Regions from separate parts of the Homo sapiens genome. Here region 1 is linked to region 2. A link is a loop called in an ENCODE intact Hi-C map of the cell type or tissue named here. Cell type or tissue: OCI-LY7. All regions are shown on one strand. Links, peaks and the distances in the headings refer to the core of each region. The heading gives the core; the rest is flanking DNA. Region 1 overlaps PRKCA (protein kinase C alpha). Region 2 overlaps PRKCA (protein kinase C alpha).

Evidence for each region. A loop is a pair of places that touch in the nucleus more often than their neighbours do. Peaks named below come from ENCODE experiments on the same cell type or tissue, not always from the same donor. Only the 100,000 strongest peaks of a DNase experiment are listed, where the experiment ranks them.
Region 1: a loop joins it to region 2, with 7 times the contacts of the local background. A loop is called at or near these places in 3 of 110 quality-filtered maps.

What each region holds. Positions count from the first base shown.
Region 1 is chr17:66,537,053-66,545,726 of GRCh38, forward strand. All of the region lies in intron 3 of PRKCA (protein kinase C alpha), which reads left to right. Among named protein-coding and RNA genes, the nearest start is that of PRKCA-AS1, 120 kb to the left of the region's middle. RefSeq lists a silencer at 5,379-5,428. In OCI-LY7, for the core only: no CTCF peak of the experiment used is centred there; DNase peaks (open chromatin) are centred at 4,619 and 5,319; H3K4me3 peaks cover 700 bases; H3K27ac peaks cover 1,897 bases.
Region 2 is chr17:66,437,566-66,446,239 of GRCh38, forward strand. The region is part of intron 2 of PRKCA (protein kinase C alpha); the gene reads left to right. Among named protein-coding and RNA genes, the nearest start is that of PRKCA-AS1, 25 kb to the left of the region's middle. RefSeq lists a silencer at 32-232 and an enhancer at 3,900-4,099. In OCI-LY7, for the core only: no CTCF peak of the experiment used is centred there; DNase peaks (open chromatin) are centred at 3,986 and 4,596; H3K4me3 peaks cover 2,500 bases; H3K27ac peaks cover 2,500 bases.

The DNA.
Region 1 (8,674 bases), core at 4,026-6,525, 100 kb after region 2:
TGTGAATTTTACTCTCAGGGAAGCCCCGACTGTGCTCCTGAAGCTGTTTTTATTTGTAGTAATTTAGCATGCGTCCAGGAATTGAGGACTCTTGCCTACCCAAAATCAGAGGTGGGGAGGAAAACCACGGTATTTCAGTCCTTTTGTTCTTTTTGAGGTCTGTAATTCACCAAAGCCAGGTCCACCAAAGTAAATTATTACCATAATTTATGGTGAGAATTATTTGGGGCCACAGATGTCAAGTGGAAGCTTGCAGGTAAGTATGATTGAGAAAGTACAAAATTTTGAAATGAACTCTAACCTTATGAGTCTGTTGCTCTAAGGATCTAAGGATATTAGGAGGTAGTGTTAAGAATCACAACTGCATTGTTAAACGCCAAGTGTTCTTTGTGATTTGATTGAAACTGTAGTTGGGATTCTTCAGGTTCCATATGTGGGGCAACATTTAAATATTAACATTCTTGGGAAGATTTTGTATAGACAGCTTTCTCTGTCATCCGAATGCCGTGTGGTCTTCAGAGCATGTCATAAGAAAAGTCATGAGACACAAATCTGATGGAACTTTCTTTAGCATATGTTTAAGACTTGTCATCTTCCCATCTCATCTTTGCAGTAGAAAAATACCAACGTTTCCCTGAACAAAATAGAAGTATTTTCCACTTCCCCATTTCTGAAGCTCCTAGACGTTTTATATTTCTTTTGAGTAAGAGATTGCTTTGTATCCAGGAGCCTTTGCATGGTGCCTTTTCTTTTACTGGTTTGTTTATTTGGGAGATGGAGTCTTGCTCTGTCACCCAGGCTGGAGTGCATTGGCATGATCTCGGCTCACTGCAATCTCCACCTCCTGGGTTTAAGGGGTTCTCGTGCCTCAGCTTCCCGAGTGGCTGGGATTACAGGTTCACGCCACCATGCCCAGCTAATTTTTTGTATTTTTAGTAGAGACAGGGTTTTACCATGTTGCCTAAGCTGGTCTCCTGAGCTCAGGCAATCTGCCCGCCTCTGCCTCCCAAACTGCTAGAATTACAGGCGTGAGCCACCACCACGCCTGACTCCTTTTCTTTTTCTTGATGTTACTGAAGACTTTATTTTGGAAGTAGTGAGGGCCCAGAGCTGATCCCTTCTGGAGATGTGTCACAGGGTAAAGAATGTGGCTTTGAAACTCCAACTCTGTCACTTAAAGCTGTGCCTCTTTCAGAGTTACTTAACCACTCTGAACCTTAGTTTCCTCTTCTGCAAAATGGGAGACTAGCAACCTGCCACCCAACTGACTGCTCTGGGCTATTTATGAGACAGTCTCTGCTCTCGGGAGACATCCCTCTTTGGCTTATTCATCCTCACTCATCTGCGTTGGAGAGATGCACTTGGTGCCTCTCCTGCAGAAGGGGTGTTAGGAGGCTGTTGCGTTTGTCACCAGGGAGGTGATGTTTTCCCCATTGGGAACCCTAGGCCAGCAAACTTCGAGAAGTGTCTGTGGCAGCTTGAATGCTGCTATTTAAGAGTTGATAAAGAGGCAGCTTGGAGAAAACCTCAAGCTTATTTGGTTGAGTGGGGTGGCTGTGTGAGAATTAAGTAATGAGTAGACCTGAAGCATCTGGTGGGATCTCCAGCAGTTAGTAAATGGCAGCTGTTTTTATTCTCATCCCTTGTGGGCAGTACTGTCCAGTTCCAGTGATGGGCATTAGTGGCATTTGGGATTTGAGGATAACCTTCATAGGTTGGAATGAGTACCGTAGCAAAACAGAATTCTGCTCTTAGCCAGAAAGCATTCCAGTTAGCAAACTACCTGACAGTGTAATGTGCCCAGAGGACCCAGGAGGGCCATCCCAGGGAGAACAGCATCGCCATTTCTGCTGACCACATGCTGTCTCCTGAGCCCCGGTATCTGAGGCCCTCATCGAAGGCATAGGCATATTAACAGTTATGCTGCCAGACTTTTATCAGCAGTCTGTACTTCTCCTTTTATCTTCGGAACTGTGATGAAAAGAACAGTCCACTCCCTTCTGATCTCAACACTTACCAAAGCTCATCTGTTCACAGGCAAATGTACTAAAACATTTTTTATTGGAGACTGAGTTTCATGTGTAGACATCATTGTATTTCTGTGTGGTGTCCTCAGATTTTCACTCTTGTTTTTTCCCCAGCTGCCTTTTTTAAAAACTCCTTTGCACTCTTAAACGTCAGGCTGAGTGTATGTGTGTAAATAAACGCTTTGGGTGGAGGATATTGTTCTGCTGTGACAAGCCATCAAGCAGCACAGCAAGAAACAATACTTTTCTAATTTGTGAGTTATTCTTACGTTTCCCTTTTGCAAGGCTAGTTATTTCATTAAATTCATTTAATTTAAGCTTTGAAATCTTTTTTTTTTTTTTGAGATGGAGTCTTGCTCTGTCCTCCAGGCTGGATTGCAGTGGCGTGATCTCGGCTCACTGCAAGCTCCGCCTCTCAGGTTCACGCCATTCTCCTGCCTCAGCCTCCTGAGTAGCTGGGACTACAGGCGCCCGCCACCACATCCAGCTAATTTTTTTTTATTTTTAGTAGAGATGGGGTTTCACTGTGTTAGCCAGGATAGTCTCGATCACCTGATTTGTGATCTGCCCGCCTTGGCCTCCCAAAGTTCTGGGATTACAGGCGTAAGCACCGCGCCCGGCCTAAGGTTTCAATCTTAATAAGAATGGCTAACTTTTAGATGAGAGTTTTACATCAGAAAACCTCATCGTACCCAGAGAGATGCTTCTTTAATTCAGATTTGAAGGGATGAGTTTCCTTGTTCTGGATTAAACAGCTCACTCAGACACACCAAATGAATGCAGTGTGCAGTCCTAGGTGGCACCAATCACAGAAGAGTGAAAAGCATAAAACAGTTTTAGAAAAGGTCACCACACTTAGAAATAGAAATCCACCCTTGCTCACGCAACCCGAGGGATTTGAAAATAATTTCGAAAATCAATTTAAACATGTAGGCCACCCGTCTTTTGGAGAGATGCAGTTGGTGCCTCTCCTGCAGAAGGGGTGTTAGGAGGCTGTTGTGTTTGTTGCCAGGGAGGTGATGTTTTCCCCATTGGGAACCCTAGGCCAGCAAACTTCGGGAAGTGTCTGTGGCAGCTTGAATGCTGCTATTTCAGAGCTGATGAAGAGGCAGCTTGGAGAAAACCTCAAAAATAAATACTCTGATTCATCATTGTTGTTCAGGCTTTCCAGCCGTCAGAGCCAGCCCAGGGTTCTGAGACAAAGGGTAACATTCAGCACAGAGCCCAGCGGAGAGTCTGGAGCCCTGACTGTCTCTAAAAGAGGGGGCGGAGAGGGAGGCAGCTGCCTGCAAACCCTGGAGTGGGGCTTGACGCTGGGGGGACGGCGTGTGCTGGTTTTGCTGCTTTGGGGGTGAGGAGAGGATGAATAATCCAAAGAGGGACGTCTCCCGAGAGCAGGGACCATCTCATAAATAGCCCAGAGCAGTCAGTTGGGTGGCGGGCTGCCGTGCGGGGGCTGCAGTTAGAAGCAGCACTCGGAGTGGAGTGGGGCCTCCCAGCGGGGCCCTGCTGCACTTTGTGAGTGCTCTGTGGTCGAAGGCCAGCTGGGCCTGAAGGCAAAACATCTGGATTTTGCAGAGGGTTCCTAGGCTGAGACGGAATTCAGGCTGTAGGCTCTGTGAGACCTTGTGTGAAACCCCCGGTTCTGTCTCTGTCACTTGTTTGAGTCTCCCATTTCTCTGTCTATCAAAAGATTGAATATGGTGGCTTACAACAGAGGCAGTCGAGGGTAATTATTAGTATCATGGTTTGACCTCGAGATCTGGCACTTCCTGGACCTATTCCGTTGTATATTTCTCTGTGCACTCCCTGAGCCTCCCTTTTCTCAGCTGAGAAAATGGTCACACCTATGGTATCCCACACTGTGGAAAATGACCAAATAAGACAAGGTATGTGCAAGTATTTGGTAGAACCCTACAGAGGTAGGAAGTGGCTGTTACTAGCTGTTTCCACTGGTATTCTCTGGCCATCTCAGAGCTGTTTAGGGACCATTCCAGCTACAGGGGAGGGCAAGATTTAGAGTAGACTCTCAAATGAGTCTATCTGATTCTTTGGAAGCACGAGCTCTAGTAAGATAGTTTGAACAAAGATGTGACCATGAGGGGTTTTGTTTTATTTTTTAACTAGATTTTGATATGTTGTGTGCCGCTTCTCCACTGCACAGATTGACCAAGAGTTAGCTGCAGATTGTGGCTCAGTAAGAAGGTCTTGTGGTACGTGCTCCTGCGGCCCCCACCTCAAACTCTTGCCTCTGGTGTTCTTGAAAGAAATGAGGGGACCTTTGCCCGAGCCAAGGGAAAATGCAAGATTTTGGAGGCTTAGCCCCTTTATTGTTTTTTTCCTCTGTTGCTTATATTGATTTCTGCGGCAAAGAGCAGTTGACTGGGATTGAAAGCTACTCTGCTGGTCTTGGATGTGGAAGAAAAAATAATTCCCACTTTCCAAATAGAGGCTCATCCAGAGGCAGCAGATGCCAGAGGCAGCAGATGCTAGCTGCAGTTCTGCAGGCAGGAATTGCACGTGCAAAGCAGAGCTGACGTCCAGTCCACGCCTCATGGCACTTTGGAAGTGCATCTGACACCGTTTGCCTGCCATACACAAGCCACAAAGACTTTTTGAGGCGACAGGTTATGCCAAAAATTAAGTAAAAATGACACAGCTTCAGATGACATTTACATATCTATTTTTGAGGTTTCAGAACATGTGCCCTATAAAAATGTACAACTGCATTGTTTAAAACTCTTCTGAGTCTCTGAGGATTTTCTATCAGTGCATGCCTCTCAGTTATCACTTAAATGTCAAGGCCCTAAGCTTGTATGAGCCCCTAAAATGTTTTTGAGCCCCACAGTAAATTTTTGGCTGACCACATTTGTTCTATGTAAGGCTGATAACAAGCCACCACGTGGAATCTCACAGTGGGACTTTAGTATCAGGCAATTGCAGAGTCCTGAAGCTCGTGTTGCGGTTATTATGGTTCTATATAAAGCCCCAGGGGAGAAAGTCATTTCATGCTTTTAAAATTACTAGTTAATGTTTAAGGAGTTTATACGGAGTGGACTGAGCCAAGCATTTTCCCCTTAACTTTAAAATTATTACAGAGAGGCCTTAAGAAACTGTTCTGTATTAGATGGTGATTAAAATATGACCTTTTTCTTTCTTTATGCTTAGGATTTTCACGATGTGGTTTGCAATTAATTTGTATGTGCACAGTCTTTGTGCTAGTTTCTGTGGACATACAGTGGTGCTACTTGGCCTTAAGAGCTTCCTGTGTGTGGTTGGGAGATAGGCAGTTAGTAAGCCATGTGTGCTGTGAGAAAACCCAGAGCATAGAAGTCGCACATGAGAGTACCAGGTGCTGAGTACCATGGGGGTGAGAGCAAGGAGGGATTATTTCTGCCCCAAGAAGGCTTCTTGGGAAATAGAGCAGTTATGAAGGACCTGGAAAGATGTTCCAATAAGACTTGGGTGAGGAGACACAATAGTCCCAAGTAGGGAGGGCAGAGCACCCTGAGTAGAGGTGTGGTGTCAGGAAGTGTGAGAATTCTTCAGAGACTGATAGTCGGAAGGGATTCCTCTGCAAAGGCCTGTGGAAGGATATGAAGGTTGGAAAGACAAGTGGGAGCCATTGGGGAGTCTCAACAAATGTGTATTGTATTGTGTGTGTTTCACTTGGAAAATTATCTTGCTATTAATGAGAAAGTACAGATTAATGCTTTTTTTGTTTTACTGGATTCAAATTATATTTGACAAGTCATTTCATTCTAGTGTATGCATGTGATTTTCTTGGAACGAGGGTAACATTTTAAAGATAGGATTTGATGAGTCAATGAGGTATTTTTCAAGTAGATTACTTAGAAAATGTTATAGTCATAAAATATCTTGGAGTTACAGTTAAGAGTCAATTATTGTTTCATCTATAGGCATCCAATTAAAGTTGAATTATGCTGTTATTTTCACTCAATTTCCAAAGCTATGCACTTCCGTAATTTCTATCCTTGTTTATAGTCAGTATAATGTTTAATGCAATGTGCCTGATTTAGCACTTTGTGTTATAAATTTTGCCTGATAAATAATCAACTTATTTTCTTCCGTATGACGACAGTTTTCTTCACAGTGAATGGAGCTTAGTGTATTTATATAAAATGTAAGTCTGGGAGAGTTTCCATTATAGTTCAAGTATATTTAATGTTCAAAAGAATGCAGTATTTGTGGTTTCCTGGCATTCTTTGAATACCATGTGGCTCTTCTCTCTTCCTTCTCACCAAAACCCTAGTCATTTTATTATTTATATAATGAGATACTGTAAGATACTAAAACATAAGTTATTGTGAGGTCTGGCTTTTGATGCTATGAAGTACCCTTTGTTATTTGAGACTAATGAAATGAAATCAGTGAGTTCCAGCTTGTCTACTAGTATGTTGCTTGAAACAATTACATTCTTTTGAACATTAAATTTATATATTTGAACTATAAGGAAACTCTCCCAGACTTGTATTTTATATACTCTAAGCTCCATTGACCATGCAGAAATCTGTCAGCATATGAGAGGAACAAGCGGATTATTTATCAGGCAGATTTTATAATGCAGAAATACGAAGCAACATAGTGCTGTGGTGAAGACAGAATTGAACATTGTTAGACACTTAGCAATCCCAAGAGGCATCATGAAGTCCATGTACCCTACACCATAGAAAAGGCTACACCCCAAAGTTCTGGAACAAGCCTGGTTTGCTGGCTTTCTGGTGTCAAATGTCAGAAGCAGAAAATGGGAGGATGGTAAAACAGTAGACTCAGTGAGAGCAGGACTGAACTTCAGCAGGCCCCATAATTGTACAGAAACAAGATTGCTAGGCTGGGTGCTGTGGCTCACGCCTGTAATCCCAGCACTTTGGGAGGCCAAGGCAGGCAGATCACTTGAGGTCAGGAGTTCGAGACCAGCCTGGCCGACTTGGTGAAACCCTGACTGTACTAAAAAAAATACAAAAATTAGCCACGTGTGGTGGTGCACACCTGTAGTCCCTGCTACTGGGGTGGTGGGGGGAGCTGAGGCAGGAGAATCGCTGGAACCCGGGAGGTGGAGACTGCAGTGAGCCAAGATCAGACCACTGCACTGCAGCCTGGGCGACACAGCGAGACCCCATCTCAAACAACAACTACAAAAGATTTCTCATGGCCACTTAGTTTAGGAAGAAGACCCCCATGTAGTTCATGAACCCAATGCTGTGAACCAAAATACTATAAACACTAGTATTCTAGGTCACCACTGTGATCATTGAGAAAATGTTGAAGTATATTGACATATTTTGTTTAACAAAACAAGGGACTTAAAGTGCGTTTTAGAAATATTTGTATACATGCTGGTTTAAAAAAGAAAAGACTAAAAACAAGCCTTAGTACATAAAAAGAAAATATTCAGTTTTCCAGAAAATGAGGTTACTCCCTTACATTGAGAGTTACATGAAGCCTTGTTACAGTACTTTTAGTCTTCTTTATTCAAAGAAAGAATTACCAATATCATTTTTTTTTTAAGATGGAGTGAGTCTTGCTTTGTCACCCAGGCTGGAGTACTGTGGCATGATCTCAGCTCACTGCAACCTCCACCTCCCAGGTTCAAGCCATTCTACTGTCTCACCCTCCCAAGTAGCTGGGATTACAGGCATGCGCCACCATGCCCAGCTAATTTTTGTATTTTTAGTAGAGATGGGATTTCACCATGTTGGTCAGGCAGGTTTCAAACTCTTGACCTCAGGTGATCCACCCGCCTCGGCCTCCCAAAGTGCTGGGATTACAGGCATGAGCCACCATGTCCGACCACCAATATCATTTTTTAAAAGTAAATTATTACGATTTCCTTAGGTGGTTAATAAATTACCATTATTTTCTCTATTTTACAGATCACGAAATGATAAGTAACTTACCGAAAGTTACATTATTTAAGTTAATCAAATGTTTATTGATTGCCAGACTTTTTTCTAGGCTTAAGCAAATGTTGGAAAATACTTCTCTGAGCTTTCAAAAATGTTATTTCTACTTGTCAGTGCTGCAGGAGTTTAATACAGATAATTTAGGCTGGGCGCAGTGAATCACGCCTGTAATCCCAGCACTTTGGGAGGCCAAGGCGGGCAGATCACGAGGTCAGGAGATCGAGACCATCCTGGCTAACACGGTGAAACCCCGCCTCTACTAAAAAATACAAAAAATTAGCCAGGCGTGGTGGCGGGTGCCTGTAGTCCCAGCTACTCAGGAGGCTGAGGTAGGAGAATGGCGTGAACCCAAAAGGCGGAGCTTGCAGTGAGCCAAGATTGTGCCACTGCACTCCAGCCTGGGCGACAGAGCGAGACTCTGTCTCAAAAAAACAGATAATTTATCTACATACTGTATGACTTTACTTTAAAAAATGTTTGTATCCTTGTAGTAAGACTGTTATTTTTTTTAATCCTACATCACATCATGCATTCCTGAGTGTGAGCTACCAGTGTTTTTGTCTAGGGCTAGATTACTAGAGCTAAAATATCGGGAGAATTAATGAGAAAAAAAGGCTTAACCACTGAGGCTCTGTCAATATCAGTTTTTGTGGCAGGCTATGTTTACTTTCTTCAAGGAAAAATGTCAGGCAAAATTTTATCACTACAAATACAAAAGAGAAG
Region 2 (8,674 bases), core at 3,025-5,524:
TCTTTTGGTGGGAGCAGAGCCCCAGAGCCAGAGGACCTGCCTGCTTGCTTGGCAGTCCCCCGAGCAGACACAATTTAGGAACAGGAAACCCTAGAGAAACCTGAGTCAGGATGCTGTGGGTCCCAGAAGCAACTGGGTAGTTGTTTCAAGTTTCCTTTTTTTTTTTGAGCGGGGGGTGGGTGGGGCGGGGGCGGCTTCAAACTGGAGATTAGCAAAAATGAGTTGGATATTTCCTTAGACAGTTCAAACCCTCATAGGTGAACTCATCTCCGTCTCTGTTTCTGCTTAGTTTTCTGCACATCCTTTCTAAGAACTCACTTATGTCTATAAATACCTTTTAACAGGTTCTCTTCATATTTGGATACCAGGAGTAAATAAGTGATTTTGCAAGTATACTCAAGGATTCTGGACTAGGTGCTACTGTGCCCTTTATACAGTCTGGTGGGGTTTGGGGGGTGGGTGTGTGTGGAAAAGAGAAACTCCCAAACCCTCAAAGAGGATGGGGAACAATGTCCTGAAAGAACAGGGCTCAGGCAGCAGAAGAGCTGAGGGGTCTCTGTTCTGAACGGGTCCCCCTTCTCCCTGCCCTTCATCTTGTGTGACTGCGGTTGAGAAAGACCTGCAGGATTAAAGGATCTGGTGACCTTGGGACCCCGCACTTGCTTGGCAGTGACAGTCCTGAGGAACTGTATTCTTTCAGTTCCTCTATCAGCAAAGCAGCTCAGTAGGTAAAGGGCGAATTCCGGCATTTCAGTGTCTCTTGCCATGGGTAGCTCTCATATTTCCAGTTGATGATGTCTGGACACGTGCCCTTGTGAAATGAGTTGAGTGGTGTGAGATTGGGAGCCCAAACCTGTGAACACCCAACTGGGCTTTTTCCTGGCCATAAAAAGCTCGAATAATGGAGAGCTTTAGGAAACAAGTTGTTTGAAAACTCTGTTGAGTTGGCTTTGAGCATTCGTGGAACATTATTTTTAAGAACCGGTTATTTCATTTAAAACAGAGTAAAAAGAGAAGATGATTGTATTAGTCTGTTCTCATATTGCTGCAAAGATACTACCTGAGACCAGGTACTTTATAAAGGAAAGAGGTTTAATTGATTCATGGTTCTGCATGGCTGGGGAGGCCTCAGGAAACTCACAATCATGGTGGAAGGGGAAGCAAACATGTCCTTCTTTACAGCGCAGCAGGAAGGAGAATGAACGAGTGCTCAGTGAAGGGGGAAGCCCCTTATAAAACCATCAGCTCTTGTGAGAAACTAACTCTCACGAGAACAGGATGGGGGATACTGCCCCCCATGATTCAATTATCTCTGCCTAGTCCCTCCTACGACATGTGGGGATTATGGGAACTACAATTCAAGATGAAATTTGGGTGGGGACACAGCCAAACCATATCAGTGATTGAGGGGAGAACAGGGAATGAAACATCCCCTCTCAACAGTGGTAGGAATAATGGCCTGTCATCATTATTGTCAGCAGTAACTGACATTTCTTGAAGACCTCAGTGCATAAGGCACTGTACTGAGCGCTTTATATTCTGTGTCTTGTTTAATTTCATTCAACCCTCCCAACAGCCTGTACTACATTAAATACTACTGTTACCCACTTTTCTTTTCTTTCTTTTTTTTATTGAGACAGAGTCTTGCTTTGTTGTCCAGGCTGGAGTGCAGTGGCACAATCTCAGCTCACTGCAACCTCCGCCTCCCAGGTTCAAGTGACTCTTCTGCCTCAGCCTCCCGAGTAGCTGGGACTACAGGTGTGCACCACCATACCTGGCTAATTTTTGTATTTTTTAGTAGAGACAGGGTTTCAGCATATTGGCCAGGCTGGTCTCGAACTCCTGACCTTGTGATCTGCCTGCCTTGCCCTCCCGAAGTGCTGGGATTACAGGCATGAGCCATCGTGCCCGGCCTTTTACCCACATTATACAGGTGAAAAAAATTATGTTGCTCTACCATTTCCACAAATGGCATAGGCTGGCCTATTACTGTCCTTTTCCAAAATACGTGTCTCTCAAATAGCTCTGCAGCTCTTACAGGGCTCCTCGTTGTCCTCTGTGCTTTACAGTTTGAGATCCTTCACGTTGGAGGTTTGTAGAGGACCACAGTTGCAAAATAGGGTGCCTGGGGTCTCTGCTTATCTGCATTTTGTCAAAGGATACTATAGGTCATGGCGCATGGTCTTTTGCTGATGTTCGTTTTGGCAAGAAGCACTATTTTTCATCATTTGCCAAGAAAACCTTTTGTGCATTTTACCTTAAGGACCTGGATAGCATAAGCAGAGAAAGGGAATCAGCATTTCCATGTTTTGAAAAGTAAAACAAGACTCTTTTTGGTCTTTGCGCCCCCATGCCCTAGAAATCCCATAATAAGTGCAACTGTCTCCTTCTGCTGATGGATTTCCTAAGTCATTCCCAGAAAGAAGTTGGGTGCTTTGTATTGTATTAATATATTCATCCTAAATAAGGGTCTTGGGGTTTTCCCCCCTTCCAAGATGTATTAAGAAGGTTGCTTACTGTAGGCTTTGATTTATTTATTTCCTATGAAATGCCAGAAACACCAAGTCCTAAAATCCTAGATCCAAGTCATTGACTTCTCAGTGATTATGACCACATTGAATTGATTAAACTCAAGTGACTGACAAGGCGAATAAAAATAGCCCAAAATGAGTCCAGACCCCATGGTTTTAAGAGCCCCCCACCAGTTCCCTAAAGCTACAGGACGGAAAGGACTCCTGATCCTTTGTACCTGAAGAGTGTGGTGCCTAACGTATAGCCAATGTTCATTTGTTTCTTCTCTCTGTATTTTATAAACATAATTACTTTGAATGAATTGGGTTATTCGGGAAGTCAGCACATGTCTCCATCTCCTGCTTTCTATTTCTAGAGTCCTAAGATAGACTTTGCTGACAAGAAGAGGCCCCTGCCCCTTCAGAGCTTAGAGTGTAGCAGAGAGATGGGTATTCAGGAAATCCTCAAATAGTGACAGAGCCACAGCGGCAGTGAGTGACAGGCAGGAGAACTATAGGATGCTGGAAGTGCATACAACCGGGGTGTTACCTAGTCTGGGACTGGTGGTCAAGGGGGCTTTTTTGAGGCCTGGACAACCCACAGACCGAGGGTGGGCTAGTGAGAGCCAGTGAGGGACACTCTTCAAGATCCCAGCACTTAAAAGATTGGTTGGGCATGATGACTCAGGCCGGGAACCCCAGCACTTTGGGAGGCTGAGATGGGAGGATTGCTTGAGCCCAGGAGTTTGAGACCAGCCCTGGCAACACCGTAAGACCCCATCTCAATGAAAAGTAAATTAGTCAGGGCCGGGTATGGTGGCTCATGCCTGTAATCCCAGCATTTTGGGAGGCTGAGGCGGGTGGATTGCCTGAGCTTAGGAGTTTGAGATCAGCCTGGCAACATGGTGAACCCTGTCTCTACTAAAAATACAAAAAATTAGCCGGGCGTGGTAGCAGGCACCTGTAATCCCAGCTACTCAAGAGGCTGAGGCATGAGAATTCCTTGGACCCGGGAGACGGATGTTGCATTGAGCCCAGATCGCGGCACTGCACTCCAGCCTGGGAGACAAAGCGAAACTCTGTCTCCAAAAAAAAAAAAAAAAAAAAAAAAAAGTAAATTAGCTAGGCATGATGGTACGTGCCTGTGGTGCCAAGCTCCTCAGGAGGCTGAGGCAGAAGGATGGCCTGAGGCCAGGAGTTCGAGATTGCAGTGAGCTGTGATCACACCTCTGCATTCCAGCTTGGACGACAGAACAACGCCCTGTTTCCAAAAAAAAAAAAAGATTGGGGTGCTCTTAAGCTCACAGTTCTGGCCATCTCCTCTTTCCTAAGTGGAGGGAGATCGTGGATCCCTGAGGGGGAACCTACTTCCCCTTTCACTTCAAAGTCTGCTTCTGTTTCTAAAAATGAACTGAAACCCCATCTGTTTGCTCATGTATTTGAAAACCCTTGAAAATGTTTATTTTTGTACATCTTCATACGACTCTCGTCTCAGAGCTGCTTCTCCTCTTCAGGTGGTTTCTGGGCACACTGGGGACGTCTGTGCACCTCCTCTGAGTGGAAGTCAATGCCTGTGATCCCCTTTCTAAAGGAGGCACGGATAGCTGCTGTGCGGTTTTTTCAACCTGTAGCCAGTTTTCATGTTTTTGTTCTCAAAATAATACTTTTTTTTTCAGGTGAAGACAAGGAACATTTAATTTACACTGAAATGATTTTTCCTCTTAGACCTTCTGAAAGCTATGACGTATGTATATTTATACCATAATAGATGCTAATGGTGTCCTCTCTGGGTGATGGTCCCAGAGATGTTTATACCACGGCATTTCACTCCACTAATAAATGTGGGTGGATGGATGGACGGGCGGACAGATGGAAATATCACACAGGACTGTGCCCAGGTTCCAGACAGTTTGGCTTTAGGGCCCCAACTCTGCCAAGGGATATTTTTTATATAGCATCATGTTTTTCATCATGATGTTAGTCTCTCTCTCTTTTTTTTTTCTTTGAGATGGAGTCTCGCTCTGTTGCCAGGTGTGAGTGCAGTGGCACGATCTTAACTGACTGTGACCTCTGCCTCCTGGATTCAAGCGATTCTCCTGCCTCAGCCTCCCAAGTAGCTGGGGCTACAGGTGCCTGCCATGCCTGGCTGATTTTTTTTTTTTTTAGTTGAGACAGGGTTTCATACTGGCCAGGCTGGTCTTGAACTCCTGACCTCAAGTGATCCACCCACCCAGGCCTCCCAAAGTGCTGGGATTACAGGCGTGAGCCACTGCACCTGCCTGTAACATCATGATGTTACAGTCCCCCAGCTCCTCACCTGGCCTCCCTGTACCCATTCCTGGCCCCCTCCCTCCTTCAATCTCTTTTCCACTTCAGAGAGTGATCTTTAGCATTCCCAGCTCCACCCCACGCTTTCTGCCTGTAATCATTTAAAGGCTTCCCATTGCTTCTAGGATGAAGTCCAGGATCCTTAAACTGGCCTACAAGGCCCTGTATCATCAGCTGCCCTGCGTCTCCAGCCGCCTCTCCTCATCACCCACACTTTTTCTTCATAGCCTCCATCCCAGCTGTAATGCAGAATTTTGTTTGATAATTATTTAATTCATGTTCACCTCTCCCATTAGACTGCAAGCTTAGCGAGGCCAGGGGCTGTTTTGTTGTTTACCCTTGAACCCCAACCCATAGCACATGTAAGTACTCATTTGTCAGGTGTTTGTGTTTCATATCCATTTTTTGCCTTTTCTTACATACATGGACACACTTTTCTCTCTTTTGAGATAACTTCCAGAATTGAGTGGTTATGAGCAATTCCTGGATCCCTGTTTGCCTCAGAGCCGGTAACTGTTCTCACCTTTTGGGAACCATAAACGCTGCCATTGTTGACCTGAACACGAGGTGACTCTGGCAGGAGCCCTGGCCATCGTCCCTTTTTTGGTTATCATCTGACGTTTGTGCAGCTACACACATCATATCTCATTTGATCTCTTGGACTCCCGTTGGTTAGTAGAAACCTTATTTTATAGACAAACAGCTGAAGCTCAGAGGTGTTCAGAAACTTTTGCCCCATTTGCTGCAAGTGGTCCATGAGGGTCTGGAATCAAGACCTTCTGGTTCTGGTTTGATGCTGGGACTGCTCTTTCTGAATTGTTTCTATGCCTGTCTGTTCAATGTTATAATGATGAGGGGGCCAGTCCCTCACCAGCTGCATTCTAACTGGAGGCTAGAAAATAATGAATGGGAAGTAACTTAGGGGAAAACTATGATGAGGTTGTTGGCATTTGTTACTCTTGGAAAGAAGTGTAGCCTTGGAAACTAGAGGCTAAGAAATAAAGTGAGGCTTCTTAGATGTCGTTGTGTATTAAACAGGAAGCCCGTTTGCTCTGGCTGTAGAGTGTGCCCATGAGAGTTTATGGAAGAATGAACTTGACTCAATAAATAACCCACTCAGTGCATGATACCCTTTTCTTCAGCTGCAGGTAAATGTCTGTTATGGTGAGTGACATGGTGGCATGTTGGGCTCTATGAAACTGAGTCCACACACAGCCTGCTGTGCTGCCTGCCCTGAAACGGGACAGGCCCTTGGTAAATGACTTGCTACTGAATGGTAGTCCTCACGATGACATGTGTGGCCCATTTAATGAGAGAAGTAAAGACCGCAGAGGATGGAGGAAAGGGCAGGGGGAGAAGTTAGCTAATATTAAATTCCTGACCACCCACACCTAATGAAAAAGAATGTTCTCTGCTTGCAGAGGCAGTGAATTAGGCTGGCAAGGTACCAAGGGAGGAGGAAAAGTGTGTGAATGGATACCCGCTACATCTGAGCACAGACTTAACCCAGAAACGCAGGCGGTCAGGAAATCTAATGATGGCTTCGGACCTGGGCAGACTTGAGTTGAGACCTGTGCCCTCCGCCTCACGAGCCTCAGAAGGCTGTTGAGTCTTTTTCTGAGTCTCAGTTTCTCATTCTGTAATTGGGGGATGATAAGGATAAAACCTGACAAGATAATTGTGACTCAAATGCCAGTTCCTAGTACTGGTGTTAGCACAAAGCTGAGTAAATACTCATGGATTCAAAGGCGCGAGATGTCATACCATCCAAGTTATCAGGAATGTGTTTGCTGAGGGCTCCCTGGGTGCTGACCTGGCTCTACAGGTTCTGAATAAAGAGTTGAACAGGGTCTAGTTCCTGTAGTCAAGGCACTTCAGATAGAGAGAAACTGGCTTGCCACCAACTCTCATGGAATCCCAGATGTGTGTGCTTTCATAGTTCAACGTTCTGGAATCCAGAGGTGTCTTACATGATGGCCTGTCATAGTTTAATGGGCCGCCTTTTATTTCTTGGAGGTACATCTATGATGGCTGGGGGTGTGGATTCTCAGAGACCTATCGTCAGATAGTTCCTTGGAGCAATTCTCAGAGCTAGGCTGCTTAAGGCATATGAGGGCTCAGGACTCAGAGCCCTCCTTCTTTATGACCTTCCAGGGAACATCCCTTTTCCTGGAGTGTAAAATACTGCATGTTATCAGGTTTGCAGTTTCCTTGAGTTAGGGTGGGGGTGTCACAAGGCTTATCTTTGAGGCTGAGGTTCAGTGGATTTGGAGAAGTGTGTTGGCAATGAATTTCGGGGAGAATCTTCCCCTCGTTGTCTGCCTGTGTAAGAGTTAATTTTAGCAGTTGTGATTGTGAATTATTTGTCAAAAGATACTCCCACTTCTGAAGCCCTTGTTTGCACCTGGTGGAGACAATAAAGCTTCTAAGAGCAAAATATAATTTTCTTCCCTGCTTGTTTCTTTTCTTAGCATTTTAGAAAATCCCACTCAGTTTCTAGAGTTAACACCTTTCCCCACTAATCAGAACACAACACACAACACACACACACTCTCACACATACAGACTCCCTCACTGACCTTATGGGCCCTTTGCTCTGCTAAACACATAGGTACTGGATGGAGTTTGTAGCAACATGTCCCTGCCCCGAATTTGTCATCCAGATGTCGCCTTTGGATGTCATGTCCTTGACATTGACCCAGGGTGGGACTTCTGCAGTCAAATGCTCTACCCCTGAGCTATCCCCCCTACGGTGGGACTTCTGAATAAAGCCTGTGTCACTGTCTCTCTGGTTCCCTTCAGCGGGAGCTCTCTGTGGTTTAATGGAGTCTCCACTTGACCAGGAGTGTTTCCAGATGAGAAACCCAGGGAGGGCTGCAAGCAAATGAGAGTGAAAACTGAGCTCTGTCCCACTCCAAATGGCATCCGGGATTCACATACCAAGGCTGGCTGGGAACAGCTGATCCAGGCTGATCCTGACACTGGAGAGTCCAAGCATTGGAGGCCAGAGGCCATTCAGAAGAATTACCTCGGAGTAGAAGGCTTCCTAATGAGCAATAAGGAGGAACTCCCCCATTCTTAGGGCACAGGCCTAATTGAAACCATCCTGGGAAGAGAACATCTAATTAAGTCTGACTCCTCAGAGGACTCAAATAGTTATATATGAAGAAATGCTAATCTCGTGGCCTTACTTGTGGCTAGGGAACCTGAGGTGATGCTCAGGACAGCAATACCAGCCCTTACGGCCTTGCTGTGTGTCCTGGGCTGTGAACAGTGCAGAAGTCCCTGTCTGTTCCCGTGATTTTGACAGAGGATGCCAGAGGCAGAAGTGCTGCTCTTTGGTGGTGTCCTTGGTGGTGTTTTCATCTGTCTACATTAGGGTTGGGTTCACTTTTTTTTTTTTTCTTCTTTTTTTTCTTGAGACAGGGTCTGGCTCTGGCTCAGGCTCTGTCCAGGCTGGAGTGCAGTGGCATGATCTTGGCTCACTGCAACCTCTGCCTCCCAGGCTCAAGCCATCCTCCCACCTCAGCCTTCCAGGTAGCTGGGACTACAGGTGCGTGCCACTACACCTGGCTAATTTTTGTATTTTCTGTAGAGACAGGGTTTTGCCGTGTTGCCCAGGCTGGTCTCAAACTCCTGAGCTCAAGTGATCCGTGCACCTCGGCCTCCCTAAGTGCTGGGATTACAGGCTTGATTCCAGCCAAAGTGCCTGGCTGACTCTTTGAATTAGAAGTTAAGGTGAGTTTTAGAACTCTGGTCTTTTCTGTGATTTGAAATGTTGCCTCTGGGGAAGGTGCTGTTTTCTAGTTTTATGAAATGATAGACTCTCTTCCCAA